2 separate regions of the Homo sapiens genome follow, and region 2 is linked to region 1. The links are chromatin loops, found by intact Hi-C in ENCODE. Cell type or tissue: endothelial cell of umbilical vein. All regions are shown on one strand. Each heading gives the region's core, and the rest is flanking DNA. Links, peaks and the distances in the headings are about the cores only. Region 1 holds the start of MIR7977 (microRNA 7977). Region 2 holds the start of LINC01209 (long intergenic non-protein coding RNA 1209).

The links. A loop is a pair of places that touch in the nucleus more often than their neighbours do. Peaks named below come from ENCODE experiments on the same cell type or tissue, not always from the same donor. Only the 100,000 strongest peaks of a DNase experiment are listed, where the experiment ranks them.
Region 2: a loop joins it to region 1, with 11 times the contacts of the local background. A loop is called at or near these places in 14 of 110 quality-filtered maps.

Annotation. Positions count from the first base shown.
Region 1 is chr3:176,507,888-176,524,206 of GRCh38, forward strand. It overlaps MIR7977 (microRNA 7977), which reads left to right and starts at 7,216; the gene lies at 7,216-7,264. In endothelial cell of umbilical vein, for the core only: a CTCF peak has its summit at 6,542 (motif pointing right); a DNase peak (open chromatin) is centred at 6,594.
Region 2 is chr3:176,806,146-176,822,464 of GRCh38, forward strand. LINC01209 (long intergenic non-protein coding RNA 1209) reads right to left here and starts at 10,856. Exons shown (of 2, transcript NR_110819.1): 1 at 10,029-10,856; 2 at 8,010-9,581. In endothelial cell of umbilical vein, for the core only: a CTCF peak has its summit at 8,372 (motif pointing left); no DNase peak of the experiment used is centred there.

The sequences.
Region 1 (16,319 bases), core at 3,530-11,529:
CAATTACAAGTGTGATATTACAACATTTAAGATCTCCCAAGTATGGTCCTTCCTTGCTGCTTTTAAAGGAGAGGGAGGCGTTTGCTATTACCCAGTCAACTTTTCCCAGCCTGAAGGTGTGCAGCTTATCTGTGGGGAGAGCGTTCTTCCGAGTGTTTTCCTGAGAATAGTTACCCAGTTAAAATTGCTCCCATACCATGTCCCATTTACGCCTGATAAGTCTTTAAGGATTAAAGGTAAAACTAACAAAGGGAATCCTAAGAAGGTAAGTTCTGGGTCATTAAGAGGTTTCTTAGTGTTATTGAACTGAGCACACGGCTTAGGACAGATCCAATAATTAGTCTTGTCATAAAAACGGGCCATGGCTGATATTGTAGGAGCTAATGGATGTGATGTGTTAGTTACTAAGTTTGATAAAAAGTTCTAGCAGACTTAGTGATAGTAAAACATTCAGGTTTACTTCCTGTCAGTAACGGCTATTCCTGTTATGAGGATGGTAATTAGGTAAAATGCTACAGTAATTGAGATTCTCTGTCTGATATTTCACCCAGAGGGTGCTACAGTATATAGTCCTACTGCAAATAGTAGAGTGAGTATAACAGTTCCTGCAAGGGTGGCGTAGTAAGTAATTTCCATCTAAAATTGTTATTTGCCAAGATATACAATTTCTCTTTGGAGCTCTATGAAGTTATAATGTAACTCTATGGATAATTAAAAATTCCCTTGCAAATATGCATCAAAAAGAAGGTCTAATATTTGGTGACGAATCTCAAAAGGAGAGGTAGAAACAAAGTATTTGGTGAGGTAGGGGCGTGAGTAAGATAAGTAGTTCTCACTCAGTTACTTATCTTTTGGGATTTTCGGCTTAAGATCTCTTCTTTCTTCACATTGATATTCAGGACCTTCCTCTGGGCTGTCAGGGGTTGTTCCCTCAGCTTTCCAGGCTTCAATCTGAGTGTGATGTATCCAGGAGTCGATTCCTGTAGCTTTTATTGCCAAGGGAGTTGGGAGAAAGAACAGTGTAAGGCCCTTCCCAGCTTGGGCCTAGAGAAGGAGAGAAAGAGGAGAGAGCCTTTACCAGTACCAAATCTCCTGGGTTAAACAGAAGTGGTCCTCTTTTCTGGGATTGAGCTTTTGCTAATTGTGCTAATTCCTGTTGGAAGTGTGCCAGAGAGGTTACATGCTTAACTAACTCAGAGGTTTCCCGATCTAACGGAAAATCACTGGTGAGGAAAGGTCATCCATACAGCATCTCAAAAGGGCTAAGACCTAATTTAGAAGGGGTATTCTTATTCACAGCAAGGCCACGGGAAGAAGAGTGACCCAAGGAAGCTGAGTTTCTTGGGATAATTTTCTGAGGTGTCTCTTGATAATATCATTAGTTTTCTCCACCTTTCCTGAGGACTGGGGTCTCCAAGCACAATGGAGACGATATTCTATGCCTAGTGCTTTTGAGACCCCTTGTGTGACAGCTGCCTTAAATGAGGGCCATTGTCACTTTGAAAGGACTTAGGTAGACCAAAGCAGGGAGCTATTTCATTAACTAACACTTTTAATACCTCAGAGGCTTTTTCTGTGTGGCATGGAAATGCTTCTACCCAGCTAGTGAGGGTATCTACCCATACCAGGAGGTATTGAATGCCCTTCATCTTTGGCATGTGGGTGAAGTCTATCTGCCAGTCCTCCCCTGGATAACTTCCTATTCTTTGGGTTTGAGGAGGAAGGAGTTGCCTGTTCAGGGGAATATTTTTTTAAGACAGATTTTAGCATTAAAAACTTTCTTGACTGTTTTTAGTAAGTTCAATCCTGAAAACAATCTCTGATCACACTGATAAGTTTTATCCTTTCCCAGTTGAAAAGCTTGGTGAAGGATTTTAAGAACTTTCCATTGGCTGAGACTGGCAAGTGGAGTTTGCCATCCTCTGACTGTAGCCATCCTGTGGGCTGAAAAGTATAACCTCGACAAGTGGCCCATTCTGTTTCTGTAGGGGAGTACTTAGTTATTTTTTCGGAATCTTTTATGGAGCCTTCCCAGATTAGAGGGTTTTGAAGTGTGTTGATGTCTTGAGGCTTCCTTGCTGCTGACTTAGCGGCCTGATCATCTAGTCTATTTCCTTAGGCTACCTCATCTGTTCCCTTTTGATGTCCCCTGAAATGCATAACTTCTATTTCTCATGGAAGGAAAACTGAAGATAATAACCTGATAATTTCCTGGTGATATTTTACAGGAGATCCATTAGTGGTAAGAAAATGTCTTCCCTTCCAGATGACAGCATGAGCATGGAAAACCAGGAAAGCATACTTGGAGTCAGTGTAAATGTTAGCTACCTTTCCATTGTTTAATTTAAGTGTTATTGTCAGAGCTATTAGCTCAACTAATTGAGTGCTTGTGCTTGGAGGGAGAGATGTACTTTCAATGACGTCATTTAGAGAACTGCATATCCTGCCTTATGGATTCCTTGTTCTACAAAAGAGCTCTCATCTGTGAAGAGGGTCCAGTCTGGGTTCTCCAGGGGAGTTTCTCTGAGATCTTCCCTGGCTGCATAGGTCCGTATTATGACTTGTTCACAATCATATTCAGGTTCCCGAGTTTCCTTGCGGAGGAAAGTGTCTGGATGTAGGTAAGAACAAGTTTTTCATTTGATGTTGGAACCCTCTAACAGCAGGGCCTCCTAGTTGAACAGTCAGCTGTCTGTTAGCCAGAGGCTCCCTCTAGGGTACGGTAGTCCTGCCATGTTGTGTGGGGTGTAAACAGTTCAATCATTTCCCAGGGTTAATTTGGAGGCTTCTGGGACCATTGCCACTGAGGCAATGGCTCAGAGACATGCTGGCCATTGTTTAGCCACCAAATCAAGTTCCTTATTTAGGTAACCCACTGGTTGTTGAGCTGGTCCTTGGGTCTGTGTTAAAACTCCCAGGGCCATTCCCTTCCTTTGTGATACATACAGATTTAAGCCCTTCCCTACAGGAAGGTTGAGAGCTGATGCCTTAAGCAAGGCTTGCTTTAGCTGGTCAAAGGCCTTTTGAGCTTCAGGTTCCAAGGTTAAAAGATGAGTTTTAGTTCCCTTAGTTACTTTTATGAGATTATATAATAAATGGGTTATTTCACCATACCCAGGTATCCATAGTCTGCAAAATCCTGTAATGCCCAAAAATCCTCTTAGTTGCTTGAGGGTTTTGGAGAGGAGGAAGGAGGAAATAGGCTTAATCCTTTCTTCCCCTAATGTTCCAATCCCCTCAGACAGCACTAAACCTAGGTGCTTCGCTGAGGCTTGACAAAGCTGGGCCCTGGGTTTTGAAACCTTATATCCTCTATTACTAAGAAGTTAAGGAGAGCTTCAGTGCCTTCCTGAGAAGCTTCCTCAGTTGGGGCACAGAGCAGAGTAACAACAACATCCTGCAAGACCCTAACTTGAGGATGCGAAAACTCAGAGAGGTCTTTTGACAGTGCCTGTTCAAACACATTCCTGAGGAAGCACTGTCCATGTTAATTGGGCAGTTTGGCCAGAGGGATCTTCGAAGGCAAAGAGGTATTGAGAGTCAGAATGTAACCGTATGCAGAAAAAGGCATCCTTTAAATCTAGAACTGTAAACCATTTAGTTCCCTCAGATATGTGAATTAACGGGGTATAGGGATTAAATACCACTGGGTGGATTGGAACTACAGCTTCTTTAATGAGGCGGAACTAGTCCTGAACTAGTCTCCATTCCCCATTGGCTTTCTGCACTCCTAATATTGGGGTGTTTCAGGGGCTACTATAGGGTTTGAGGAGGCCCTGCATCTTTAGGTTATTAATAATAACTTCTAACCCTTTCCTAGCCTCTGGCCTTAGGGGATACTGCCTCTGATTAGGAAAAGAAGTAGGATTCTTAAGATGGATCTGGACTGGTCTAGCAGTTATAGCTTGACCTATTCTTCCTTGAGTTGCCCACATTTCTGGATTAATATTAGCTTCCATCAGGAGGGGACAAAGAGTTTGTCCTGGGGCTATAAGGATGCTTGCCCCTGTGTGAACAAGAATATCTCTACCCAATAAAAGAGTGAGACTTTCAGGCATGATTAAAAAGCCATTTGTAAATAATAGGCCCCCATCTTCAGCTAACAGATTGAGAAAAATATCAGGTTAGAGTTTTTCCTGAGACACCCCTCACAGTCTTGCTATGGGAAGAGGGGAGGCCTGGATTACAGAGAAGAGAGAGGCTGATTCCAGTATCCCTAAGGGATCTACCTTCCTTCCTTCAATTTCCAGAATCAGCCAGGGCTCCTGTGTGGTAATGGCAGTCTGAGCCCCAGCTGAAGCTGGGGGATTGAGCCCCGGGACCCATCAGTCCTGCTGGACCATCTGCAAGACAGGTCCTGAACCCAGTGAGCTCTGTTTCCAGGGGCAGTTTGATCTCCAGTGGTCTCTGCCATGGGCTGGACAGGGTTGAGGTGGCTTGTTCTTTCTGCCTGGGCATTCCTTCTTAAAATGCCCTGACTTTCCACATTAATAACAGCTGGTAGATGCACCTTGGAGATCCTGGACTTTGCAAGCTTGCAAGGCTGCTAATAGAGGCTCTGTCCTTCTCTTGTGTTTCCTCTCCTTTTCTTGGGCCTCCTCCTGATCCCTATTGTAAAAGGCTGAAGTGGCTATTCTCAGGAGGTTCTTTAGGGTGCTATCTGGTCCTATAGCTTACTTCTGCAGTTTCCTTCTAATGTTGGAAGCTGCCTGTGTAATAAACTTCTCCTTCAGGATGAGCTGTCCCTTGACTGAATCAGAGGATAAAGAGGCATGTCTTATTAGTGCCTCTCTCCACCTTTCCATAAAGGCTGTGGGTTTCTCATCTGGTTTTTGGTCTATCATGGACAGTTTAGAGTAATTAAGAGGTTTAGCCCTGGTTTATCGTAGGCCCTCTAATATGCACATTTAAAAGTGCTTTCTTTTCCATTTATCTGCTGAGTTATTGAGGTTCCAATCAGGGTTGTCTACTTGAACTGCTTCTCTTCCTAGTGGGAATGGAGTTTCCATTACTTCTTCACCTTCCCTATCTCCTTTTTTTCTCTTTGGTCTGCCATAGGAGATGTTGTTCATCTTCATATTTTTCTGCTGCCTGCAGAACTGCTTGCTTTTCAGCTTCAGTGAGGCCTGACTTAGGAGCAACATAACATCCCTCCATGTGAGGTCAAACACCTGAGTTAAATTTTGGAAAATTTCTATATATTTATTGGGGTCATCAGAAAATCTGCTTAAGTCTCCCTTTAATTGCTTAAGGTCCTGTAATGAGAAGGGAACGTGAACCCTCATGGCACGATTTTCATCAGGCACTTCCTGCAGAGATAAGAATGAAGTGGGGAAAGTGGGTAATACTGGAGATGGTGGACCTGGAGGACCTGATGGTATGATTGGAGGGGCTTCTGGATGAGGGGAACTGAGTTGAGACATTCAATAGCTGTCTCAGATTGCTCCTCTGGAATCTGCTTTAGCTCTGGGGGACTATTCCTTGTGGGCTTGCCTGTCATGCTGCTAAAAGAACTGGGTCAATTGTACAAAGCTTGTAAAGGTCTGGGTCGTCTCGCAGGGCAAAGAAAGCCTGTACATTGGGTATCTCAGACCATTTGTCCTTCCATCTGCAGAAAATATCTAATTGTTGGACAGTATTAAAATGAAGGCTCCCCCCAGCAGGCCAGGTTTGTCTGTCTTAAAGATGGTAAGAAGGCCATGCCCTTATGCCATAGAATATGAGGTGCTCTTTCTACAAAGTCTCAGGGTTGAAGCAGTCCCAGTGCTTTAGAATATACTCCAGGGGAGTACATGCTGAACATGATCTGTTACCCATCTAGAAAGAGAAGTGAGAAAAAGGTGTCTCTTTTGTCTCCTTCCTCTCTCTGTATAACCCAGAGTGGAGAAGAAGACAGTGGGAGCGTCCCCCCAACTGTTTTCCTTCCTTGGTTCCTGGGTCCCAGCACCCTGTTAAATGTGCTGCCCATGGTTGTATGTGTGACCCTCCAAGCCATGGCACCAAAGAAACCAAGCAACTGGGGCTAGTCATGCTCATTCAAGTAGCTCTAGTCCTCTGCCTGTGATTTCCCTTTGACTTCCTAGACTTGTGTGACCTGTGTGCCTCCCTTAAAAAAAATTGACCTTGGGAAAGATTATATAAAAGGCAAGTGTCCTTTAATGGAGGGAATGTGCTAGATTGCCTGCTACTATGGCCCGTGTTAAAGCCTTAACCCTTAGAAAAATGGTTCTGGTTAACTTTCAGACTTAAAATCCCCTTACTAATTAAGGACTGTCTTATTGGAGACAGAATAGTTTCCTTAAAGGGATGTGGGGGCCTAATCGTGACTTTCCTGTTGATGGGACAGGATCAGGACTCAAATTTGGCTGCAGAGGACAATTTACTCCTAATTGTTGAAGGCAGAATTTTCCTGTTCACAGAAGCAGCATAAAGCCTGGTTTCCAGTAGGAAGGGGCAAAAAGGAAAAATTAGGAAGCTGCGGTGGACTGTAGCGGACAAGCAATGCGTCTTATGAAGAGGGTGTCTATTTCCACTAGGTGGCGCTGTTGGCTTAGGAATACTATGTGCCACCAGCAGCATAGTAGGGACTCATCTCACAACCGGGGTTTCAGAGACCTCTGTTCCTAGAAGATTGCAACAGCATTTTCCTGAGCTATAGCCCCGGTTATTACAGCATTTCCTGATCTTGCCTAACAGGATTACTTCCCTAGGCTGTAAAAATTCCCACACATTCGACACACAAAGAGAATAAGAGGCATAGCGACCGTGGATAGAAACAGAAAAAAAGTTTTGCGACAGGATAACTGGGGATCTTTTACCAACACCTGGGCAGGCTGCTGGAGGCTGAGTCCGGTCCAGAAGCTTTTGAATAACACTAGGAAATGCCCTGGCCAGAAATTCTCAGTTGCTTCAGAACTTTTCCCCGCCTTATGCAATGGCTAATTTTCCCCATGAACAGAAAAGCTGGTTTGAAGCACGGCCAACATTCCCAATGACCCAGGGTATTGGAGGGAGGGGGGTCTTCATGTTCTCCCCAGCAAGGCTGACATGCGAGTCTTTAAGAATGGCAGCCACACTAAGCATATCTAGATGGTTGACAGATGCTGTTATTGATTTGATTTGATTTTAAAATGGAAGCCAAGAGCCTCGGAATGAAAGGACAGGTTTTGAGTTTGCTCTTCTGCTCACCAACCCCAATGGATATTGTACCTTGGTTTCCCAGCCAACGCACCAAAAATGATATGGGTCTGTTGTCTGGAGAAACACCCAAGGTCCTTGTTCTCGCACGGAGAAAATTAGCGACACGGATACACGTGGAGTGGTTTAAGGAGTGGAATGTTTAATAGGCAAGAAAGAAGAAAACAGCTCCCTCATACAGAGGGAGGAGGGCTCCAAATGGAAAACCCCACATGTAGCAGAAAGCAGTCGGTTATATTGGGAGGCTGGACGACGTGGTGTTTGGTTTGCATAGGAGCCAGGGGATTGGTTTGACCAGGTGTGTCATTCACATAGCCTGCAAAAAAGCCAGCTCTCCCACCCTAGCCTTTAAATATGCACATATGGCTACCTGGCTGGTCACCATGATGTTCTGCATACGTGGCAACAAAGAAAAAGTCACGGGAACCACCATATTGGTTGGACCTGGCTTCTAGCCACCAGCATTTGCATATCAATGCTTGCAGGTCTGGTTTTTCAGGCCACTTTCTGTTAGAAAAGAAATGTTTTGGGGCTTGCTTTTTTATTAAAAGAAAAAGCCTTACCAAGGACTCTTTTCCCCTCTCTTGCTGCCTAAAATAATTTCTTAATAACTCCTGTAATACTAGTGATTCTTCGATCAGGAATACAACTTTTCTATAATTTGTGATTTCAAACGTGTCAAGATGGCAGTGACATCATTTTTTCCCATGTGCTTTCTGCTTCTTCGCTTAGAAAATCAGTGGCAGATTTCTCCCAGTAAAGAAGACATATTATTTTAATGTTGCCAAATATTTTATAAATTATTCCCTGACTTATGCTCAAACAGTGACTATAGTTGAAACATCATCCTGCAATGAAGCTCAAAGTATACCAGTCTTACCTATGCGTTCAGAGCTTCAAACAGTTTTTAAAATCTCCGTCTTTAAACGTGAGAAGATAAGCAAGAATTAACAGTTGAAGAAGGCTTCTTTTGTGAAAGAAAAGTACTGGGAAAACAAAACAAAACAAAACAAAAACTGGAGGAGAGAGATAATATAAAAAAGAAAATGTTTAAAGCTTATCGTTGTCTTAAAAGAAGTTTCGTTAATTAAACAAAAAGAGCTTTCTGATTTTAAAATTACTGTAGGCCAGGCATAGCAGTTCGCACCTGTAATCCCAGCAATTTGGGAGGCCTAGGCAGGTGAATTACTTAAGCTCAGGAGTTCAAGACCAACCTGGGCAATATGGCAAAACCCCATCTCTACAAAAAATACAAAAATTAGCCAAGTATGGTGGCACATGTCTGTGGTCTCAGCCACTCAGGAGGCTGAGGTGGGAGGATGGCTTGAGCCTGGCAGACAGAGGTTGCAGTGAGCCTAGATCACATCACTGCACTCCAGCCCAGGGACAGAGCGAAACCCTGTCTCAATAAATAAATAAACAAACAAACAAATAAAATTACTATGGAGCTATAGAAATCAAAATAGTGTGGTACTGACATAAAGATAGGCCTATAAATAAGGTAATGGAACTGAGAGTCCAGAAGTAAAGCCTTCTAATTGTGTCAACTTTTTCTTCAAAAAATTTGCCAGGCCAATTCAATGAGAAAGGACAGTCTTTTCCACAACTAATTTTAGGACTATTGAATATCCAACATGCAGAAAGGATAAATTTAGGCCTTTATCTCAAACTATGCACACAAATTGACTCAATATGGATCAAAGATCTAAATGTAAGAGCTAAAACTGTAAAACTTTTAGAAGAAAATGCAGGAGAAAATCTTTTTGACCTTGGCTAGTCAATAATTTCTTAAATATAACATTGAGACCACAATCCATTAAAATAAATAAACTATAGTCAAATTGGTCATCAAAATTAGAATCTTGGGTACTTCTAAAGAAATAGCTGACAGAATGAAAAGATAATCCACAGACTGGAAGAAAATATTTGCAATATGTTTCTGATAAGGCATTTACATCCAGAATATGTAAAGAACCAAATAGATGACAACAAGCTCAATAAAAACTTAAACAAAAAAATTAAATAGACAATTTACAAAAAAGAATAAAAAGACTCATCAGCACATGTAAAGACATTCAACATCATTAATTATTAGGTAAGTACCCTTTAAAACTATAGTAAGATACCAGTTCATTCGCATTTGAATAACTATAAACATAAAAGACAGACAAAAATAACAAAAGTTGGTAGGGAAATGGAGAAACTTCATATATTGCTGATGGAAATGTAAAATGATACAGGCAGTCAGAAAATAGTTTGGCAGCTTCTTAAAAACTTAAACATGAACTTACTATGTGACCTAATAGTTTCTCTCCTAAATACCTACCCAAGAGAAGTGAAAGTTATTTCCACAGAAAGACTTACATCTCAAAGTTCATAGAAGCATTCACAGGAGCCTAAATATAGAAACCATTCAAATGTTCATTAACTTATAAATGAATAAACAAAAATTGGTATATCCATTGAGTGAAATATTAGTCAACAATAAAAAAATGAACATATGTCATAATATGGATAAAATTATAAAAGCATTATACTGAGCAAAAGAAGCCAGATCAAATGATCACATATTATTAGATCCCACTTATATGAAATTTTCAGAAAAGAAAAATCTGTAGAGACAGAAAATAGGTTTGTGATTAACTAGCTCTTGGGGTGGGAATGGAGAATCATCAAAAGTAGTTGCTTCTGTGATGAGAATGATAGAGCTTAACCACTGAATGTTTTCTAAAGCTTTGAAATTCTATTTCTTTCAAATTGATATGCATGTATTATTTTGACAAAAAGTATGTAAACATAGATATCCGTTTTAAAAAGTAGAGTATGGAAATTGAAGGAATAACTTCACAGTGGAGAATTGTGGCAAACACAAACTTGGTTTGATGGTGAAGGTTAACATCATCAATGGTCAGTCATGTTGATAGCTTGCACCTGGATCTACTGTGTTGACAACACTTTGCTCATGTATTCTTCCTCTGCAAAACCCATTACCCTAGTCTACCCTTGAGGAAAAGATCAGCCAATCCCAATTGAAGAACAGTCTACAAAATACTTGATCAGTAATCCTCAAAATGGTTAAATTAAAAAAAAAAATCAGGAAAGTCTGAGAAATTGTCACAGACCAGAGTAGGCTAAGGATACGTGATGACTAAATGCAATATGGTATCCAGCATGGGATTCTGGAATCTTAGAGGAAAATAGTGATAAGTTGAATAAGTTGTTCAGTGTCATTACTAGTAATGTGTCAATATTGGTTTCTTTGTTTTGATAAACGTACCATGATAATCTAAGATATTAACATAGAGGAGACAGGATGAGGGGTATAAAGGAATTCTCAGTATTATTTTTGTAATTTTTCTGTATATTTAATACTATTATAAAATTAAAAAGCTTATAGAAAAGAAAATGTATGTCTACAATGATGCTCACCTAATGTTGAAGATAGTTGTTTCTTGTGCAGTAGGAAATTGGCATCTTATGCTTGTTTTTCTTTTTAAAATTCTCTTTATTACATACATTCTTTATAATAATAATGTATTTTTTAAAATCATAGCATGATTTTTCTTATAAACAAAACTCAACAGCTATGATGCCCGGGTTTCTGGCTTGGAATACTAAATGGATGGTGATTATATTAGCTAGCTATTACTGCCCTGGCACTACATAACAAACCACTCAAAACTCAATGGCTTACATTGGGTATTGGTTTTCTGTAGTTTAATGAGTTGGCTCTGAATGGGTAGGCTGAGCACCAGGCAGTGGGTTAGGTTCAAGTAAATACACATTCACCTTAGACCAGTATCTACCTACTACTTTTTCTCATAGCAATTGGTAAGACCACAGACGATGAGAAGAAACACATGATACCACTCAATCTGGCCCCTAACAGGCCACTTTTCACTTTACCAACATTCCAGTGGCTGCAGTAAATCACATGGTCAAGCTCAACATTTAGCAGGTGGGAAAATATACCTTCTTCAGTGGGTAGCACTGCAAAGTTGCATATCAAAAGACATGGATGCATAATTATAATACAAAAAGTCCATTGATGATTAAATGCAATGATTTAATCTACCTTAGCAGTATAATCAACTAAGAGGAGAGCAACATTTCCTATCTACATTTTCATACAAAATAGGGAAAGCAATCAGTTCTGCTCCTCATGGGATGAAGGGTAGGAACCTGAGTTTTCAGCACTCCCGAAAGCATTAGCCCACTTCCAGAGCAGCTTCACCCCATCCTTTCCTTTGGGCGTGATGATGAGCATTCAGAATCTCCCACCCCTCCCCTTATAACAGAGCCTAATGAACAACAGACACAATACTGACACTGCTCCAGCATGGATCTTCCCATTAAAAAGTATCTTTGATTTTCAAATAACTGCAGCTCTCTCTCCAAAGTCCCTTATAATTTTTTTCCCTTCTTTTTCCAAACATAACTTTCTTTTTTCACTTTTCCAAAAGTGTTTGACTAGGATTTTCATCTCATGATAATAATTAAAATCTCTAAGTGATTATAGACTAATAAAAATCCATCTCACTTACTTCTGAACCATTCCACTGTAAGAAAACTACTATTGAACATCTCTAAGTCTTTATTTCCTGTTCCATAAAATGGAACAATTAACACATGTCTTCCTTCCGCAAATGATTATTTTGAGAATGGATCAGTTAATTCACCTGTAAACACTTTAAAATCTCTAAATTGTTCTATAGTAGAACATGTTAATATTTAATTAAAAATTATGCCAGTCTGTATATTCTGAGACTATTTACAAAAATTTGATGACCTGACCCCAATATTAAAGGGAGGTAGTTTTCTTTTTTTTCTCTTGTCAAACGTATTGAACTCCAGAATTCTGTCTCATCAATCTTGCCTATTTCTGACAGCTAGTGCCATTGGAAGACATCCTATAAGAACAAATTTTTAGGTTTTGCCCAAAGAAAGTAGGTGATATCATTCCTAAGCTAAATTATTCAGCTTCTGGTTAGTTGCTGTAGAAATTAATGTATAACAGTATATTGCTAATTATTGAATGTGTTATTGCTTCACACCTAATTTTATGTTTTTATTTATTAATAGGCTTTTCTCATTTTAAGTAAAGGAATGTCTTTCACATCCATTATTCATTATTCATTAACTGCTAGTTAAAACAAAGGTAAGATGTGATAGGAATGAAATTTTCTAAATAATAATAGTGTCGGGGAAACATTCCATTAATACCAGTGCATTAAACCTTCTCGAAACTCCACAATTTGGATATTTGTTACAATCTAGATATGTGGCTATACTATGGATTTTTTTTACATACAAAATTATGGCTTTAATTAAATGAAAGAAGTTGCTACTCATGCTGTGTTTATGGATTTTTCAGATCAGAATGAAACAAAAATAAGTTTTAGTGCTAATAAAATGTATTTTTAAAATACATTTATTTCATCCATGAGGGTGAAGGCCCTTGGACCTGTAAAGGCTGACTGAAAAATCACTGACACAAAGCAGATTGATTAATAGGAGAAAAGACTACAAATTTATTTAACCTGTATGCACAGCAGCCTTCAGAATGAAGACTCAACTTCCCAATGAGATGCGGAAGCTTAGATACCACGTTGAGGTTACGGAAAGAATAGGGGCTCAGATCCTGGCAAACAGGTTAGAGGAATGGGAGAAGATGAATTATATTGAGGGGCAGTAAATGATTACCAGGGAGAAAAATTGCATCAGGGAACAGAAACTAACTTGTAAATAGTTACTTATAGTATTTAAATGATCCTTGGAAACAGTCATTTTCTTGAAAAAGAGTCTGTACAGGTGTGGTTATACCCTGGGTCCTCTTTTCTGCAACAGATAATGAGATAACAGGGTGGGGAACAGGACCAGTTGTTCTTGGTGAGTCAGTCCTATCTTTATGTAGATAGGGGAAAAGTCTCTTAAAACACTTGTTGATCTCTAATAATTTTTAATTTAAAACTTTCATTGTACCAGGGAGCCATAATTTGGTGTGAAATATTTTTATTTCCTTCACATAATTTACATATTGGTAACCGTAATAAGAAGGTGTTAGTATTTTTCAAGGCCCAGATTATGATGAATGCTTCTTGAGTTTTTTAAAAAAACACTCCAAAACAGTGAAAAAAATATTAATGGCAAATAGAACATCAAACAATGTACATCGTACTAAATAGAACATGTGCCATTTACAAGAACAGTGCAGATGAAGGGTAAGAATATTTGATACTTTCACACAAAATAAAAAAGACAAAAAAGATTTTCTTAAAGAGTATTAATTTTCAGTTGTTGAAATCTTAAAAATAACAACCTCCATTAACCAAAGCACAGCAATTGAAGACATTATCAGAGATATAAGCCAAGGCAGAACAAAAGGCCTGAAAGGAGGAGGCAAAGCCCAGTGAGACCATGGAGACCTCAGATGAAGACAGGCTTTTCACAACTCTTGCCTGTGTTACAATAGGCTGCTGACATTACCCCTCAAAATATTACCACTAAGCTATTACTGGAATCTATCTACATATTTCCATTTCCCTTCCAGTTGCTCACTTCACAAAAATGTGTCTAAGAGGAGATTTAACTGCAATACGGCTAGAGAGGTTGAGGACTAAGTCTTCCTGCATAAATTCTATTAAACGGCTGCCAGGTTTGTATGTCTGCTGCATAGCAGCAGGCCAATTCACTGACAGTGGGGATGCAGCAGAGAAAGAGTTTAATAACTGCAAGGTGCCAAACAAGGAAATGGGAAGAATTCTCTCAAGTGCTCAAATCCGTTTCATTGAGGGGTCCTGAGCAAAGGCTTTTAAGGGGATTTGTGGAGGGTGAGAGGCTGGAAAATTTGGGGTCATCAATTCGTCAGGGTTAAGGGGGATGAAACTATCAGGATATGGTAACTGCATTCCTCCATGAGTCAGCTTCTTACTAGGCCTTCCAAACCAGCTGGCATCCATTAATATGCAGAACCTAAAGAAGAAGCTCAAACAGAATGCCTGTCATTTCACTATGTCTTTGATTTTATGTCTAGAACTGAAAAAGAACAAAGAGTCTTGTGACAAGGGATACGTTTTCCTGGGCTAGCTAGTAAGTGGCAACCAGCTACAAGGAAGTGAGCTAAAGGGCAAGCTGGCTTAGCGATTGCTGCTGGAAGCCTAATAGGATGTTATTTTATATTTTTTCTTAATTGATTTTATAAAATTTTGTTGGGGATGATTTCAATGCTAGCTCTTCCAACCAAGTTCTGTGACCTTATACCAGTTATGGGACACCTCTGTGCTTCACTCTCTACAAGTAAATGGCAGTACTCAGTGGGTGATTGCAAGGATTAAAAGATAGAATATATTACAGCAATTAGTAAAGGGCCAATATATGACACTAAATATTTTAGTTTGAATATTTGACTTCTTTGAGCATCATTATCTTCAAATAATTCAAATTCTAGTGTCTTATGGGCACACTGGTTATATGTATGTTTCAACACTGTCTGCATGTTTTGGATTAACATAGACAGGATTTTATAAGTACAGATTTTCACTTTTAGATATGAGTGACTTGGTTTCTAAATTACTTGCATTCAATGAGTAATTGCCACATCTTTTATTTTTGGTTTAGTCAGCACAGTCTCTTTAACATAACAATTTATTCTCCACTTTGGCTTTTAACAACATGGTAGAACAGTCTGTTCTCCATGGGAGCTGTAAATAATAACACTAAAACACAAAATCTTGCATGCTATGATAAAACCGCTGTTTTGGCCAAAATTATTAACATTCTGTAACCCATCTATGAAGGCATTTAATTGAAAGGCATATTTGAAATGTGGGAATTAATATTGTCTAACAAGAACAGATAGTGCTGGTGATTCTGTTCTTTTGGGTTTAGATGAGTCAAAAGATCTCAGTCAATTCCTAGTTTGGCAGGTAGAGCTGGGACCATTAAATACTGAAGTATCTTTGAGTATTCATATGTTATATATTGATCTAGCTCTATGGGCTATCCCTCAGAAGTAATTGGGATTACTGTCTAGATTTCAAAATTGCAACCTGATTTGATTTATGCTATACAATCCATTTAATCCCCACTTGTATGTGTGCACTGTAATTTCCACCTGGGTATACTCAATCTGCCAACCTGGAGTTTGTAGCAGACAAATAATTCATTTAACAGCTGTTAAATAGAGGAATCCACAGGTAGCTCTTATTCAAATGTTAATTACTCTCAGTGCCTTGCTCATAAACCCATACCAAGTCAGGTAATTTAAGTTCCATTGCAGAGAGATGCAAAGTAAGATAGGTTACAGGCATCCTAGTGAAAAGGAGGATGGACTTAGTCCTAGAACTGAATGTGCCTAGGACCAAAAACCAATACCAGCATGGATATGAAATAGTGATGGATATTTGTAGGACAGTTGTTGTTTCCCACATGGTAAGAGTTTGCAAAAGGCCTAATGGTGAGAAAGTCATTGCAAATTCAGACTGTGAAAAGAGGCTGGAAGGAGTCAACTGTAAAATTTCCAAACTATGAGACAGTGCTGAGCCAGGACAGAGGTAGTCTGTTGTCAGTTGTTTGAAATACACTAAGTAAAGGAAGAGTGCATTTGGAACCAAGCAGATGATTTTACTGAAGCCAGACAATTTGAATGTTGTGTAGATGATCATTTTGTGCATGGTGATTCAGCAATGTGTTTGGGAGGTGTCAAAAGATAAAATCACAGCAAATTTAGCATAAAGATCTTCTTACTTGGCTTTTATTCACAATTCTAGAATCAGGCAACATCTCATTCTATAAAGTAGAATGAGTGTTCCAATAAGCCCAGCAGAGGAGGTTGGCTTTGTAGACAGAAAAAGGCTGAGGAAGGCAGAAACAGAACAAAAAGCAGATTGGTAATTTCAAAGTTACTTTCCTTGCAAAGGTTTCAGCAGAGGGGACTTCTTTATCACGTCAGCTAAAACGTGTCTGTGGGGATGTGGCTATTCTCTCTCCTGACTTCTTGGGAAGTCTGATAACAACTTAGTTTTGGCATGTTGGTGTGGAACTTCAGCATGAGTGACTCCATTTTGGTTTGATTTGTTGGACATAGTGCAGGAGCTCCGTCCAGACCAAGGGCTTCCTGTAAG
Region 2 (16,319 bases), core at 4,709-12,708, 300 kb after region 1:
AAACTCTGTCTCAAAAAAAAAAAAAAAAAATCCAATGCCTTGTAACTCAACTCTTATTGACAAAATGAGATGGTGGAGTAGAGAAAAACCCAGGCATTTTTTATAGACGTGGACATCTTATCTCCAAAAAAGTTTAATCCTTCTATGTGGTATTCCTGTGACATGTTGTCTAGCAATTTTCACAAAAGCTGCATTATTTTCTTCTAATCTTTCTTTATCGGGGCTATATCTCCCAGCTACATTTGGTCCTATGTGCATAAAAGTTACCCCCTGTTACCAGCAGGTCTCATTTTATTCACCAAAGTGGTACATCACTACACACTTACGTCTTCTCTATGAGAAAATTCCCAGTTGCTCAGAAAGCAATAAAATGCATCTCTGTTTAAAACTTCGATAGTGTTCGTGCTATCTCTGAACACAATGCTATTGAACCATGTACAGACTAACACAGGCATTCTTTTATTCCCCAAATAAGCAAGCACTAATATAGATATTAAAGAGCTTTCAAGTCTAACTTTATTTTGTTAGCCTCAGGCTGGGTGCCAACTTGCCCTGAAATGCCACCAGATAAGTTTGAAGTAGACCTATCACATTCTCCTCCAATAGGAGCTCATAGTCAATGACAAATTTTTCATGCAGATGACAAATCTCCAAATATCTGTTTTCAACTTACCATGTATAATTTAAAATAATATTATACATAGACATAGTACATACATATATATAAATGTACATATATATTAGGCATATTTCATAAATTATTATTATACCAAAAATTCTAATTATTATGCCCCAAACTGTAACGAATACTGAGTAAAATGAGGCATTAATTTCCACGGTCAAGGAACCCACAAACTGGTGAAAGAGACAAGATTATAGGATCACTTTTCTACGTAAAGTATTAAAAAAAATAATACTTAACAATTATTGATTATCCACTAGATACCAGCCACTTTTGCACATTACATGTGTGGAGTTATTAAATTGACACAAAAACCCTGCAAGGTAAATGCTATTATTAAATTCATCTTATAAATAAGGTAAATGAGGTATAGAGAGATTAGGTAAATCACATACAGCACATAAGGGTCAGAGTCAGGATTCTAAGCCAGCATATGTTAACTATTATACCATACTGCCTCAATACAAGAAAAGAAAACAAGGATAAATGAGGGCAGAATGCAGCCAATAATAAACTGGCAAATGAGTGGTGCAAATAATATATACTTGAGGAGAATCTAACACTTCATGAGCCCCTGCTACATGCCAGGCTTTGGGCAATGCAGAACCAAGAAGCTGAATATTCATGCTTTATGCTGTGGGTTTTACACCAGTGGTTTAATGTTTGATTATCTACTTTACACAGAGCCTCAATGTGCTATTGCATAAAATAAACCCCATGTGTGTCAATTACCAGGGACCTAAAATTTAGGTCATTGCTCATTAACACATTGGAGATTTCATCAAAAATATTATCTTAAAGCCTTCTGGATCTCAGAAGTGGGAAAAAAAGAGCCTATGCAAAGCACAAATTCCCTGTTTGGATCCACCTTGAATTATCTATATAACAGTTCATTCTAGAACAGTTATCAAAGAGAAGTCTACGCTATATATACCCATTGAGATCTACAATCAAAACAGCAAATCCTCTTTATGTTATTTTCTTCTGTTATTTTCAATGTAAATTTACCATGTATTCAAAGCCAAGTATTTGGCCTGATTAAGGTCTCATGAAATTGAATCTTTACATTGTCTTTAGGGGCAAAGCAAGGAGGAAAAATATGTGATGAGCTTTGGTCCTGAAGTACACCCAAGACAATGAAATTGCAATTATTATACTTAAATATCTTCATTTTTCCCATTTGAAATAGGGTGTACAGGAAAATGGAAAACGTAATTCACTGTGAAGAGCCAAATTCACTTTGTAGATAAGAACTAAAGGTCTGTGTGCGTTTCACCAGTCTGTCCTAATCTCCCAGGGTACTCAAGCAGATGATTAAATAAGTCAATCAGCAGTTGGCTTTGCTAGCCCTGCAAAACTGGTGGCCTTTCCCTGGCTAGCCCAGTAAATAACTAATGGTGAGATTGACACAATTCCTGGTAGCCACTATCTCCTCTTAACATTTCCAGCAGCCTCTATTACTTAAGAGAATTCCACACACTTTTCTCTAGTGTCTAAGCCCACTTCCTACATTACAGACCAATTCAAGCCCCACTTTGCACATGTAGGCATCCATGGCTGCCCCCCATGAGAGGACTTACTCTACTCTGGATCTCTGTGATATTTGTTTTCCACATTTTTTTACCTTGGTTCTGAGCATGGCGTACCTGTCTTCTTGTGCTGGCTACATTTGTACGTGCATATGTTTTACTTCCTAACTAGACACAGGGCATAGCACAAGGTAGTGAAAGTCTACAATTGTGTGAAAACCATGGTCTTTGAAGACACACAGAGCTGAGCTGAAACAGGGTATATAGCTGCAACTGTGTACATTTCTTAACCTAGATAAGCATAGGTTTTCTATTCTACAAATAGGCCATGAAGGGTTGCTGCAAGGAAAAAATAAGAAATAAACGTAAAGTAGCACAAGCAGGGGTGCATGCATGAACAAACACATCATTAACAAAAGAGTATACCTTTCCTAAGCACAACAAATTTTTCTCTTTTTTCTTTTTTTAACTTTTAAGTTCAGGGGTACATGGGCAGGTTTGTTATATAGGAAAACTTGTGTCATGGGAGTTTGTTGTACAGATTATTTATTTATTTATTTATTTTTTTTTTTGAGACGGAGTCTCACTCTCTCGCCCGGGCTGGAGTGCAATGGCGTGATCTTGGCTCACTGCAAGCTCCACCTCCCGGGTTCACGCCATTCTCCTGCCTCAGCTTCCCAAGTAGCTGGGACTACAGGCGCCCGCCACCATGCCCAGCTAATTTTTTGTATTTTTTAGTAGAGACGGGGTTTCACCGTGTTAGCCAGGATGGTCTCGATCTCCTGACCTTGTGATCCACCGGCCTCAGCCTCCCAAAGTGCTGGGATTACAGGCGTGAGCCACCTTGCCCGGCCTGTACAGATTATTTCATCACTCAGGTATTAAGCCTAGTACCCATTAATTATTTTTCCTGATCCTCTCCCTCCTTCCACCACCTTCCACCCTCTGATAGGCCCCAGTGTCTATTGTTTCCCTCTATGTGTCCATGTGGTTCTCATCATTTGGCTCCTACTTATAAGTGAGAATGTGTGGTATTTAGTTTTCTGTTCCTGCGTTAGTTTGCTAAGGATGATGGCCTCCAGCTCCATCCACATTCCTGCAAAGCACATGATCTCATTCTTTTTTATGACTGCATAGTATTCCATGGTGTATATGTTCCACATTTTCTTTATCCAGTCTACCACTGATGGATATTTACGTTGATTCCATGTCTTTGCTATTGTGAATAGTGCTGCAATGAACACACACATGCATGTGTCTTTATGATGGAATGATTTATATTCCTTTGGGTATATACCCAGTAATGGGATTGCTGAATCAAATGGTAGTTCTATGTTTAGCTCTTTGAGAAATTGCCACAATGCTTTCCACAATGGTTGAACTAATTTACACTCCCACCAACAGTGTACAAGCAATTATTTTTCTCTACAATCTTACCAGCGACTGTTATTTTGAGTTTTCAATAATGGCCATTCTGACTGGTGTGAGATGGTTTCTTACTGTAGTTTTGATTTGCATTTCTCTAATGATCAGTGATGTTGAGCTTTTTCTCATATGCTTATTGGCCACATTTACGGTTTCTTTAGAAAAGTATCTGTTCATGTCCTTTGCCCACTTTTCAATGGGGTTGTTTTTTTCTTGTAAATTTGTTTAAGAACACAATACATTTTTGCTTTCAGTTCCTTTGTATCCTTCAGCTCAACTAGGACATTGATTTGCACATAGTAGGTACTCACAACTTCAGAACATTTTTTAAAAAGCAGAGTTTCTTAAATAGGTTAAGTATACTCTTTGCAGTATACTTAAAGGACTTCATTATACAATACAGTACCACATTTACCAAGGAGGTATGATTCTGAGGCCTCAGTGTGCTTCAGAGACTTGGGCAATTTGCTCAGCTAAACTAGCAAACAACATTCTCTGCATCTGTAAAAGGTTGGCAAGTTCATAGTCAACATCATGAAAACACCATAAAAATTTTTAATTATTTTAAAATTTCACAAATCTAGCATCCCTCCTCTAAAGGCATTTTTATTTCCCCTATGTTTCTGTTTATTTCCTTAGCTGCTTCTCTAAAACAGAGAAATTAAAAAGAAGTTTTTATAAATTATACCAAGAAATAACAGAAGAATCCAGATGAGGATTTTTCCAAGGAAAAGGGCAGGCAGAAACAGAATTTGGAGCCTGGCAGTTTTTAAATTACCATCAGGGTAAGGATTAGGATGACTTTGATTTCAAGTGATAGAAAACCAGCTTGAGCCAAAATAAAGAGAGGAAAGGAACATTTAATAATAAGGATTCTTAGTACTCATGAAATCCAAAATCTGTGGAGCAGCTCAAATCAGTTAAAGTGCCAGCAGTTCTCTCTCCATTTCTCACAGCTCATCATTGCTACCTCTAGCATACCTGTTTCATTTCTCTCTCTTTCCTGCTTGCTCACTCACTCACCCTCACTCTCTCTCAATTGCCTTCTTACTTCTCTTTCCAGATGGCCGTTAACTTAGCCACCAACAACTCTCAGGCAGCACATCTTCCAGCTTTAATTATCAGTAACTTAAGATATTTCTCAGTTTTAGTCCAAAGTCTTAGGACAAAATGCTAATTGGCCCAGTTTGGGCCGGGTACCCAAATCTGGAACTACAGACTGTAGCCAGAGGATAAGGTCACATTGCAAAGATAAATCAGAAAAAGGGAAGAGAGAATCTAAGCAGGATAATGAAATGTTTCATGCGCATATTTGGCCTTAGGTACTTCTCATACCTCCAACAGAAGGCCCTTTTTGTTGTTCCTTATCTGTCACATTGTACCATGAAACAAAACTCCAAAATGTCTTTACCCAGGCATAAGGTAGTTTCAGTCACCCCCACTGGATATGATGATCATAAATTCCTGCAGACATATTCAATGATGAAACACAGTGAAGAATTCCTGACTCTCTAGAAGAATAGAGATGAAATAATCTATTAAAGCCTAATGATACTTATATAACTTCATAGTATTTCAACGAACTACTTTGCAGCCATTAAAATCTTACTTTTTAAAATAATCGAATGATACGCAGCAATGCTCACACACACAAAAAAAGTTAAGTAAAAGGGCAGGTGAAGAATTTACATAGCACAATTCCAAACATGCCATATGCTGAAAATACACCAATAGGTATATGTGGATGTCAGAATTATGATATTTTATTTCTTTCACTATATACTTTCTATAGTTTCTAGATATTTTATCAAATACATATTATTTTATAACTATAAAATTAAATGGTTAAAAGGTTTAGTAAAGGGTTAGACATAGGTCACTAGAGGGTAGATTGTACCGTAGGTACCAGGAAGCTATGGGTCACGAGTCCTGTCTTTCTTTTTTATAATTCTCCTCATTTTTATCACCAACAATTAGCATGTGGTTAAGCCAGAAAAGATTTGTCAGAAAAAAAAATGTACTAAGCTGTTGGGAGTAAAGAGGAGGCTGAGGGAAGGAGAGAAGTCTGAAGGCAAGTCAACCACCCACCCCAAGTCCCATACACAGGTTTCCCCGCTTCACAGACACACTGTGAACCCAGGCCTGCCACATAGACTTCCTTGTCTCAACAGCTCTTTTGTGGCTGCATCGCACATGGACTTTCTAGGCTATTTCACTATTGAAACCAAAGAAAAAATTTTTTTAATTCATTGGTGTTGCTTTTTGCAAGGAGCCATTATGGCTTTGCTCTGCCTTAGCCTCTGGTCATGGAACTAGATCAAGAGAATGGGTTTCAAATCAGCAGCAATGAAGACAAAGATTCTGGCCAGGCTCCACCCAGGATTACTGGACATTTATAATTGGATTTATAATTTCCTACCCTTAAGCACTGGGGATCAACCACTTCTCTGTGGTCCAATCTAGCACTTAGATTGGTAGTATCAGCTCAACTTTTAATAAGAAAAACAATCAAAGAGCTTACAAATTCTCTGAGTCTGTAAATTTCAAGAGAACTCTCCAAATGTATAATCCAAGTTAGTTTTGATAATCACAGAGTCATACATGAGTGAACATTTAAATGGTGCAGACTCTTTCTTTGTGTTTACTGAGATGGACATTCTGGCAACCTTTGTCTTCCCCAGTCTCTCATACTTGAGAGCATTTGAGTGCCAGGTCAAATACACTCTTCCCCAGGTGGCTAAAGCAGCTTTAAAAAATATTGTTGTCACTGTGTCAGATCAAGTGGAGAGGAGCAGAAATATGACTTGGGAGTCTCTATTGGTATTAGGCAGCAGGTTAGGTAGAAATTAGATTGCATTTGCTGGGATTCCATATAATGCCCTGAGAGAGCAAAACTGTTCAGTTCTCTTTATTAGTGCTAGATTTATAGTTCAAAATGAAGATTAAATTAAGAAAAAATATCAAAGTTAATGTTCTAAAGAGCTCTTTAAATTCAAGATGTTCAGTAATGTGCTTTAGCATCTGATCTGGCATTCCCAGCTCCAGAGTCACTCTTGAGCTAATCTGCTGGGCTCATTGCTATTGAACCAGTTTGTATAAATCTACTATCTTCATGCCAGCCCTGTGCTTGGAAAACCGTAATAGCTTTTTTTTTTTTTTTTTTTTTTTAAAGACGGAGTCTTGCTCTGTCGCCCAGGCTGTAGTGCAGTGGCTCAATCTTGGCTCACTGCAACCTCGGCCTCCCAGATTCAAGCAATTCTCCTGCCTCAGCCTCCTGAGTAGCTGGGATTACAGGCACACACCATCATGACCGGCTAATCGTAATAGCTTTTGAATGCTCATGAAACAAATCTGGATTCCTCTGTCCAGTTCTCAGGAACTTCCAAAACTCAGACGAAATCTCCCTAGTCCACCTCCTCATCAGCTGCTCCAATTAACCTTCTTCCCCCGACCCTACCTGGATGGTGGCTCATTACCCTACAGGCTACAGCCACACCCAGCCTTATCCCAGCATCTGGCCTTTCTTCATGCAAGTCTTCTCCACTTCAAACATCAAAACCCACCCTCAGTGCTTGGTCAAGTCCTAGCTTTCCTTGATTTCTCCAGTCCACAGAAGCCTCACCATTTTCTGAACTATTGTAGCACTCATGGGTCATTTATTAGTAGGACTTTAAGAGAACCCAAAATGATGAGAGGTATTCAAATGAGAAGGGAGGGAATACATCCTGCCCACCAAATACACGGAAATAGTGTCAGAATTCCTATGAGCTTAAGCTTAAATTATTTACACATTAACTTCCATCATTTTAAATATTGAAAGGTTCCCCTCATTCTGATATTTATTTTACTTTACCGGAAGTCCTACATTTACTCTTTCCTCTTCTAGACTATGCACTGAGAGCTGAGCTGAAGTCTCACTCCCCTTCCTATCTTCTTTTTTTAATTTATTTATTATTATTATTATTATTATTATTATTATTATTAGATGGAGTTTCGCTTTTGTTGCCCAGGCTGGAATGCAATGGCGTGACCTCAGCTCACCTCAACCTCTGCCTCCCGGGTTCAAGCGATTCTCCTGCCTCAGCCTCCCGAGTAGCTGGGATTACAGGCATGAGCCACCATGCCCGGCTAATTTTGTATTTTTAGTAGAGACGGGGTTTCTCCATGCTGGTCAGGCTGGTCTCAAACTCCTGACCTCAGGTGATCTGGCCCCTCAGCCTCCCAAAGTGCTGGGATTACAGGCGTGAGCCACCGCGCCCAGCCCACCTTCCCTTCTTCTAATTCCCAGCACCGTGCTAGCACCATGCCATGTGCCTCTGGTAAACAATCAGGAAACTGAATTTCTAGAAATAAAAAATATGACAAGAATTTCATTTGGTTACGTAATTAGGGACTTTATTGGGATCTAATCTGTGCTGAGTACTGTACTAAATATTTTAATATATATTAGCCTTAATTTTCATGACACCACCACAAATTAGGATTTTTACAGATGAGGAAAAAAGCTTGAAGTTGAAAAGCTGACCAAAGTCACACAGCTGTCAGTGGTAAAACTAAGACTCGGATGCGGGGATATCTGACTACACCAGGCTGCCTCCTTAAAGATGCAAAGCAAGGGCCGGCAGCCCCTCTGTGCTGGCGGGTAGACATCCGGACAGGGCCTTCTCCACGGCCCCTAGCGAAGCCTGTGTTCTCCAGCGCCATCTACAGCCCTTGTTCATAAAGAGCCCGTTACACGGCCTCCTGTTTCCCCGGGGTAGCAGTTAGAGGTCAGCTGCTGCAACTTCAGCTGCCAAAGTTTTTTAAAAAGCAAATGAAATTAGAGTGGAAATTTGGAAATTCCCGTGCCACATGGCCTCTGCAGTGCTCCATCTGTCAAGAGTTGGTTTTGAAGACTTTAGAAACTGTCATTCATCTAACGGCTTTGCATTATTTCTTCTGGGAAAACCCATTGCCGGGCTCAAGGCATTATCAATTTCATGTCCTCCTTGCCCTAAACTTCCCAGAAAAAAAAAGAAAGAAAGAAACGTTGCTGTCAAACTTCCTGTGGAAGCATAATTAAAAATTCTGTTCTTAGACCATCTTCACTTACAAACGTACACACCGTATTTTCAAATGGAAAGGTGTTTCCTTCCGTTTCTTTTTTTCTTTTTCAGATGAGTTATGCCATTTTATAACAGCTCCCAAGAGATATTGAGGCCTGGAGAGAAAACTGCTTTTTCCAAGTTTTTTGCAAAGACATCAGTAGGGACTTTAAGTCAGGGTTGACCTAATACTAATAATCAGATAATTCCATTCTCTCAGCCCCAGCAAAGATTTCATGAGCTTTTCTAACTTAATAAAAACTAACAAAATATCTTAGAAATCCGTCTGCCTCTAGTGAAACAGTTTACTTGTTACCAACGCTACAAGGCTATCCCGAAGTCTAGGTTAAAATAATGAAAACAAATAGGGAGAAGGTGTTACTTCAAAGCATCTATCTCAACTTTTGCAGGGGGCTAATGATGGTCTGGATCTATGTTTTATTCAAATAAAGAATGGTTCAGGGCACATATGTCTTAGAATTGCACTTGGTTTCTTCATTATTTTATCTTCCTTCTTCTTGAATACAGACATAAAGAATTCTAGAGTCTCTCTGTAATTCTCTATAACATGAAAAAAAAGGCATTGCAAGTGTTTTGGGTATAATTGTATATTCTGAATTCATTCTTAAGTGTTGTGACCACAATTACTAATTGGATCTAAGAATTTCCTAGAGTTTTTCATTTTCTTTCCCAGATGCACAATCTTCAAAGCACAGATTTTACAGTCTAACAGACCTAGTTTTGACTTCATAAGTCCACACCCTTCCCAGCTGCATTATATCTATATCGTTACTAAACTTCCTAGAATATCAGTTTCTTCTTCCATATAATGAGGACAATTAGACCTATCCGCAAGTGATGCTGTGAAGATAAAATGAGATATATAAGTAAAATACCTCACATAGTATCTGGTATAGTCTAGTCTCAATAAATAGAATTTGCCCTACCTAAAACTATAGTTCCTGCTTTTTTACATTGTTTTAACATGGCAGGTTTTTAAAATAAGGCAACACAAAGCAAACATAGATTCTCTTTTTCTGTTTTCTCTCTTTGAAATCTTCGCTTTATGAAAAAGATCCTGTAATGCATGCCTATCATGTTTCCTTTCATGTAATAACTTAGATTGGTGATTTTCTCAACAATAATCATATCGAAATATAAATGAATAACTGCCATAATTCTGTTTTTGACAGATTTAAATAAAACGCCACATGAATATAAAGTCATTTTTCATATCTTCCTGTGGATGATGCTACGAGAATAAGCTTTCAAATAACACATGGAGAAAATGAAAACAAAATCACTCACTTTTAATTCGTTCCTTCTTCTAACAAGAGAAAGGCAGTAATCAAAATATAAAAAAAAATAAAAAAAGACAACATTATGAGCTAATTCTTGAGTATTCATAATTTCATAACAGCATAGTTACACTCTAAAAAGAGAATCTTGTTTTCAACTTTAGTAGTAAAACATAAACTGGAAAGAAATTGGGATTTAGTCCTGCCTCTACCATTAAGTCACATTATTATTTAGGGGACACCATTTATCTTGCTCTGAAATAAAACTGTAAATAAGCTCCCCCAGCTCTTGAGACAATAGCTCCCTGTGGCTAATGGAGACAATTAAATTTAGATCACAGTAACAAGTAGCCATGGTGGGGTGAGAGAAGAGTCACACGCTCTCTGTTCTTAGAAAAGGCAGCTTTTGACAAACATCCCGTTGTTTTTTGTTTTTGTTTTTGTTGAGACGGAGTCTCGCTCTGTGGCCCAGGCTGGAGTGCAGTGGCGCGATCTCCGCTCACTGCAAGCTCTGCCTTCTGGGTTCACGCCATTCTTCTGCCTCAGCCTCCCGAGTAGCTGGGACTACAGGCGCCCGCCACTACGCCCGGCTAATTTCTTTTTGTATTTTTAGTAGAGACGGGGTTTCACCATGTTAGCCAGGATGGTCTCAATCTCCTGACCTCATGATCCGCCCGCCTCGGCCTCCCAAAGTGCTGGGATTACAGGCGTGAGCCACCGCGCCTGGCGACAAACATCCTGTTTTATACCCTTAAGCTAGAATAGTTCTTGTGACGGGAGCCAAGAGAAGCCATGAGAGAACCCCCAACTCCAGCTCAGCCTTTTGGAAGGAACATCTGACAGACTTCTGGTTTTGGGATTGGGAAGCCACCCAATCAGAGTTCGACTATCTGGACCAATCAGAACGAAATATAAGCTTGACTCTTTTGTCTACGTAAAAGAACATGATTGGCGGGGCGCGGAGGCTCATGCCTGTAATCCCCGCAGTTTGGTGGGCCAAGGCCGGCAGAGGACGAGGGCGAGAGATCAAGACCATCTTGGCCAACATCTTGGCCAACATGGCGAAACCCTGTCTCTACTAAAAATACAAAAAATTAGCCGGACGTGGTGTCGGGCCCCTGTAGTCCCCCCTACTCGGGAGGCTTAGGCAGGAGAATGGCGTGAACCCGGAAGGCGGAGGTTGCAGTGAGCCGAGATCCCACCACTGCACTCCAGCCTGGGCAACAGAGCAAGACTCTGTCTCAAAAAAAAAAAAAAAAGAATATGATTGAGACATGGGGCAGGAAATTTTCCTGCTTAAGCCAAACTCTTCCTTTATTCTTTGGAGAGCACACCTTCACTTGTATTGAAGACCATGCCTCCCCAATCTGCAGATTGCGTTTCGTAGAAAATAAAGTTCTTCCTTTTTCCTCCACAAATCTCATGGCCTTTTGTTAACATTGCTGAATCTCATGCTAGAGCTTCTGTCCAGCTAGTGCAGGTGTTGGCCCACTAGCCCCATGAGCCAAACCCTGCGTGCTGCCTGTTTTTGTAAATAAAGGTTTATTGAAACACAACCACATCCACTCATTACGCATTGTCTACAGCGTCTATTGCACTGCATTGGCAAAGTTAAGTAGTTGCAACAAAGATGATTAGGCCCACAAAACCTAAAATATTTACTATTTGGTCCTTACATAAATTTTTCATTTTGATGAATTTCAATTTGACTACTTTTCCATGGTTTGTGCTTTCTATATTCTAGTTAAATAATCGATCCTAAAGTCACAAAGATTTCTATATTTTTCCTAGTTTTAGAGTTGTGGCTTTTACATTTAGTTCTACAATTAATTTCAAGTTACATTTGTGCATACTGTGAAACAAGAATTGACAATTTATTTTTGGTAATATTGATATCCAGTTGCTCCAGCAACATTTATTGAACATACTTTCCTTTCTTGTTGGATTGATTTAGCACCTTTGTTGAAAATTAATTGGCCATGTATTTGTGGTCTATTTCTCAACTCTATTGTGTTCCACTAATTTGTGTCTCACCTTATGCCAATACTATATGGCAGTGATTATTGTGGAAATACAGAAATCCTTGAAAACAGGTACGGTAAGTTCTACAACTTTGTTCTTTTTCAAAATCATTTTGGCTATTATAAATCTTTTGAATTGCTGTATAAATTTTAGAATCAGCTTGTCCAATTCTAAAAACATTTTTATTTTTAAACTTTATTTTTAATTAACAAATAAAAATTGTATATATTTATCATGTACAATATATGGTTTTAAAATATGTATACATGCAGCATGACTAAATTGAGCTAAAAACACCTTGCTGGGATACTAGTGGGAATTGCATTGAATCTATGCTGTATATCAATTTGGAGAAAATTGACATCTTAACAATATGAATGTTTTAATCCATGGACAAGATACAAATCTTCATCTATTTGTATTTTCTGTCTTTTTTTTTTTTTTTTTTTTTTTTTTGGAGAGACGAGGTCTTGCTACATTGCCCAGGCTGGTCTCAAACTCCCAACCTCAAGCAACCCAGCAATCCTCCTGCTTTGGCCTCCCCATGTGCTGGGATTACAGGTGTAAGCCACTGTGCTCAGCCTATTTTCTTAAATTATTTCAACAATGTTTTATGGTCTACGGTACACATGTTTTTACATATTTTGTTAAATTTTCCCCTAATAATTTCATGTTTCTGAATGCTTTTGCTAAAGGTTTTGGTTTTTTATTTTTAAATAGATCATGTCTAGCATATAGAAATATAATTATCTGAGTATACCTCCCTTGTATTTTCTGACCTTGCTGTTTTGTAAATCACTTAGGATTATCTATGTATGCAATGTCATCATTTAGTAAAGGCAGATTTACTGCCTTCTTTCCAATATGAAGATATTTTATGTCTTTGCCTTGCCTTATTATATGACTAGGACCTCTAGTGCAATACTGAACAGAGTGATCAGAACAGACGTTCTTGTCTTGTTCCTGATGGTAGGAGGAAAGCATTCAGTCTTTCACCATTAAATATGATGCCAGCCCTTTATTAGGTTGAGAAAATTCTCTTCAGTTCTTAATTTGCCATGACCTATCAAATGGTTGTTTAATTTTTTCAAATGTCTTTTTTCTGCATCTTTTACGTTGATCATGTGAATTTCCTCATTACTAATGTTAATATGGTGAATACATTGATTTTTTTCATGTATAACTTCCTGCGATAAACAGTAACTATGTACTGCTTTAGCTACATTTTTTAAATTTTGCTATATTATGCTTTATTTTTATTCAGTTCAAAATATTTTCAAATTTTCTCTATTTTTTTACTTTAGCCATGGGTTGTTTAGAAGTATGTTAATTTCCAAATATTTGGGGATTTCACAAATGTATTACTATTTCTAACACAATTCCACTGAGATCTGAGAGCCTATATTGCATGACTCCAATCCTTTAAAATTTATTGAGACATGTTTTAATGGCCTAACATATAATCTATCTGAATGCCCACATATGCTTTTTAAAAATGTGTATTCTTCTGTTGTGGTGTGGAATATAAATGTCAAATAGATTAAGTTAGCTGACAGTATTGTCTAAATCTTATATATCTTATTGAGTTTAAGTCTTTTCATTTTATCAATTACTGGGATAAGAGTGTTGAAATTACTAACTGTAATTCTTACTTTGTCACCGTTTTTGAGTTCTGTAAGTTTTTGTTTCATATATTTTGCAGCTCTGTTATTATTTAGGATTGCTATGTCTTCATGAATAAAATTTTTATCATTATAAACTGTTCTTCCTTATCCCTGATAATATTCCTGTTTAGAATTTTACTTTGATATTAATATTATCATCTTGGCTTTCTTAGAATTTACATGCTTTTTTAGTCCTTTACCTTTAATTGCTCTGTGTGTTTACATTTTAGTTTAGCTTCTTTAGAGTGCATATATATTTGGGTCTTGTTTTTTTATGTAGTCTGTCAATTTAGCTTTAAAATGGAGTATTTAAACCATTTATATTTAATGTAATTACTGATGCAGTTGAGATGAAAGAACTGTGTGTTTTCTCTCATCTCCAATACTCTGTGCTTCCACATTATTGCATGTGACAAGTACGTTTTAAATTTCAAAGATCATCCATATCCATTATCCCATTGATCTTCACACCAATCTGTGAAGAAAACAGATCGGGTCCTATGATGCCTATTTTCAGATAAAAAAAATTACTGTCCAAAGAGTTAAATAAAGCTTTTCCAAAATCATGCAATAAATTGTGTCAAAATGAGCATTAGACAATAAATGGTCAAATTTTTATTCTACCACTCATTCTATGACATCAACAATTATATTACTTTCTTCTTAACAATTTATTGACTATGTTCTGATTAAATAAACTTTACAGGCGTATTTTCCAAAGCTAATCAAAGCATATTAAAAAACTAATAATGGCAAAATATTTATAAGGAGAAAGTGATACAGCAGTCATTTTAAAATGAGCAGTGCATAAAACAAACATTCAATGATACATTACTAATAAATTTTCTCATACATAAAATGATATATATCACATTCTCCACAGGTTTGTATAAGTCATTTAAAGCAAACTCAGCAGCAAGCAAAGCTGAAGGCTATCCTCAAATTCTAGCCTCCCCCACCCCACCCCAGAAGATCAATGTGAATGATTTTCTGTAGAAGTAAATTTATACCCAGTACAATCTATAAGAGTTTCAAGCACAAAAGACTGGCCGTGCTCAAGGAAAACAGAATCTCTGAGTAGACTGCCTGGCAGCCCCAGATAATAATTTAGTGTTTTGGGGTCAACCACTCAAAACATTACATTTCCTTGGCATGCACACTGACATCTTAGGCTTTAACTGAGCATACAGAGCCCTACACGTCATTACCAGACCAGGAAAATAGCCACAGTTCTCATGATGAAAGGATTCAAATGAACTTTATTTGAAAATAAATAAAGTATAAAATTAAGGGTGCCATTTTATACTGGATCCTGGATCCCCAAAAGGAGGGAAATACTCAGGAGCAGACAGTGCAGTGCTTCTACTCTGCATTTCATTGCAAGGCAGCCCAAAGTCAATCAGCCCATTTTGTAATCAGCCCATCCCTAATGGGAGTCTCATCTCTCAGTGAGGGGTGAGTATGTTTCCTTATCTTCCAGGTGGCCAAGAGCATGCTTCTCTGATCCGAGTGTGCAAAGAGTCAAGTATCCCTCCGTAACTACTATTAGCCATCTTCAAGGGATGGCCAATGAATATATATATATATATTTCCTACCTAGTTATTACACACCAAAGCTCTCTCATAATGTGAAGTAATTTCTGATACCCCCAAAACTCAAAACCGTCAGATAATGCAATGCAAAACAGAACAGAGCCTTTGATTTTGAGAGGAATCTATCTGCTTTTAATTCCTGGGGTTTCATAAGGAAAACAGAAGTTTTTTTCCAAAATGGGGTCTGTGGCGCCTCTTCTGTTTTTCCCAAGGAGTCCCAGGCTACCAGAAATTATCTCAGGGCCTCTCATGTGTGCATTAAGAGTGGCAAGACATGTAATCCCAGCACTTTGGGAGGCCGAGGCGGGCGGATCACGAGGTCAGGAGATCGAGACCACCCTGGCTAACACGGTGAAACCCCGTCTCTACTAAAAATACAAAAAAATTAGCCAGGCGTGGTGGTGGGCGCCTGTAGTCCCAGCTACTCGGGAGACTGAGGCAGGAGAATGGCGTGAACACGGAAGGCGGAGCTTGCAGTGAGCCGAGATCGCACCACTGCACTCCAGCCTGGGCGACAGAGCAAGACTCTGTCTCAAAAAAAAAAAAAAAGTGGCAAGACAATAAAAACGGAGAAAAATAATTCAGTCAACTGAGAAGAAAAAGCCTTTTCCAGAAAAACAAGTTCCAAGAAGAGAAAAACATAAAGGCCTTTTAAATATATCTATAGCTTGTTTATCCACTTTTAATTAAGTTGACTTCTAACCATAGTGCTCTTTAAAAAAAAAAAAAAGAAAGAAATCCTTTCAGATCTCTTATTACCCGACTTTAGCCATGCCAAGCAGCCAATATTTCTAGTTTCTGAGATTTACCAGAGGTAACCTCTTAGGTGCTTAGAGAAAGGAAAATTTAAGACAGTCCGTGGAGGAGAACAGAATAGACAAAGTCACGCAGATACTAAACCAGAAACGACTTACTTCCTAGGTGGGGAATCAAACCCAGACCACCACTGTGAAAGTGCAAAAGCCCTAACTACTGAGTTACAGCATAGAACAATCTTCAGTTCCTTTCGGAGAAAGAGTCTA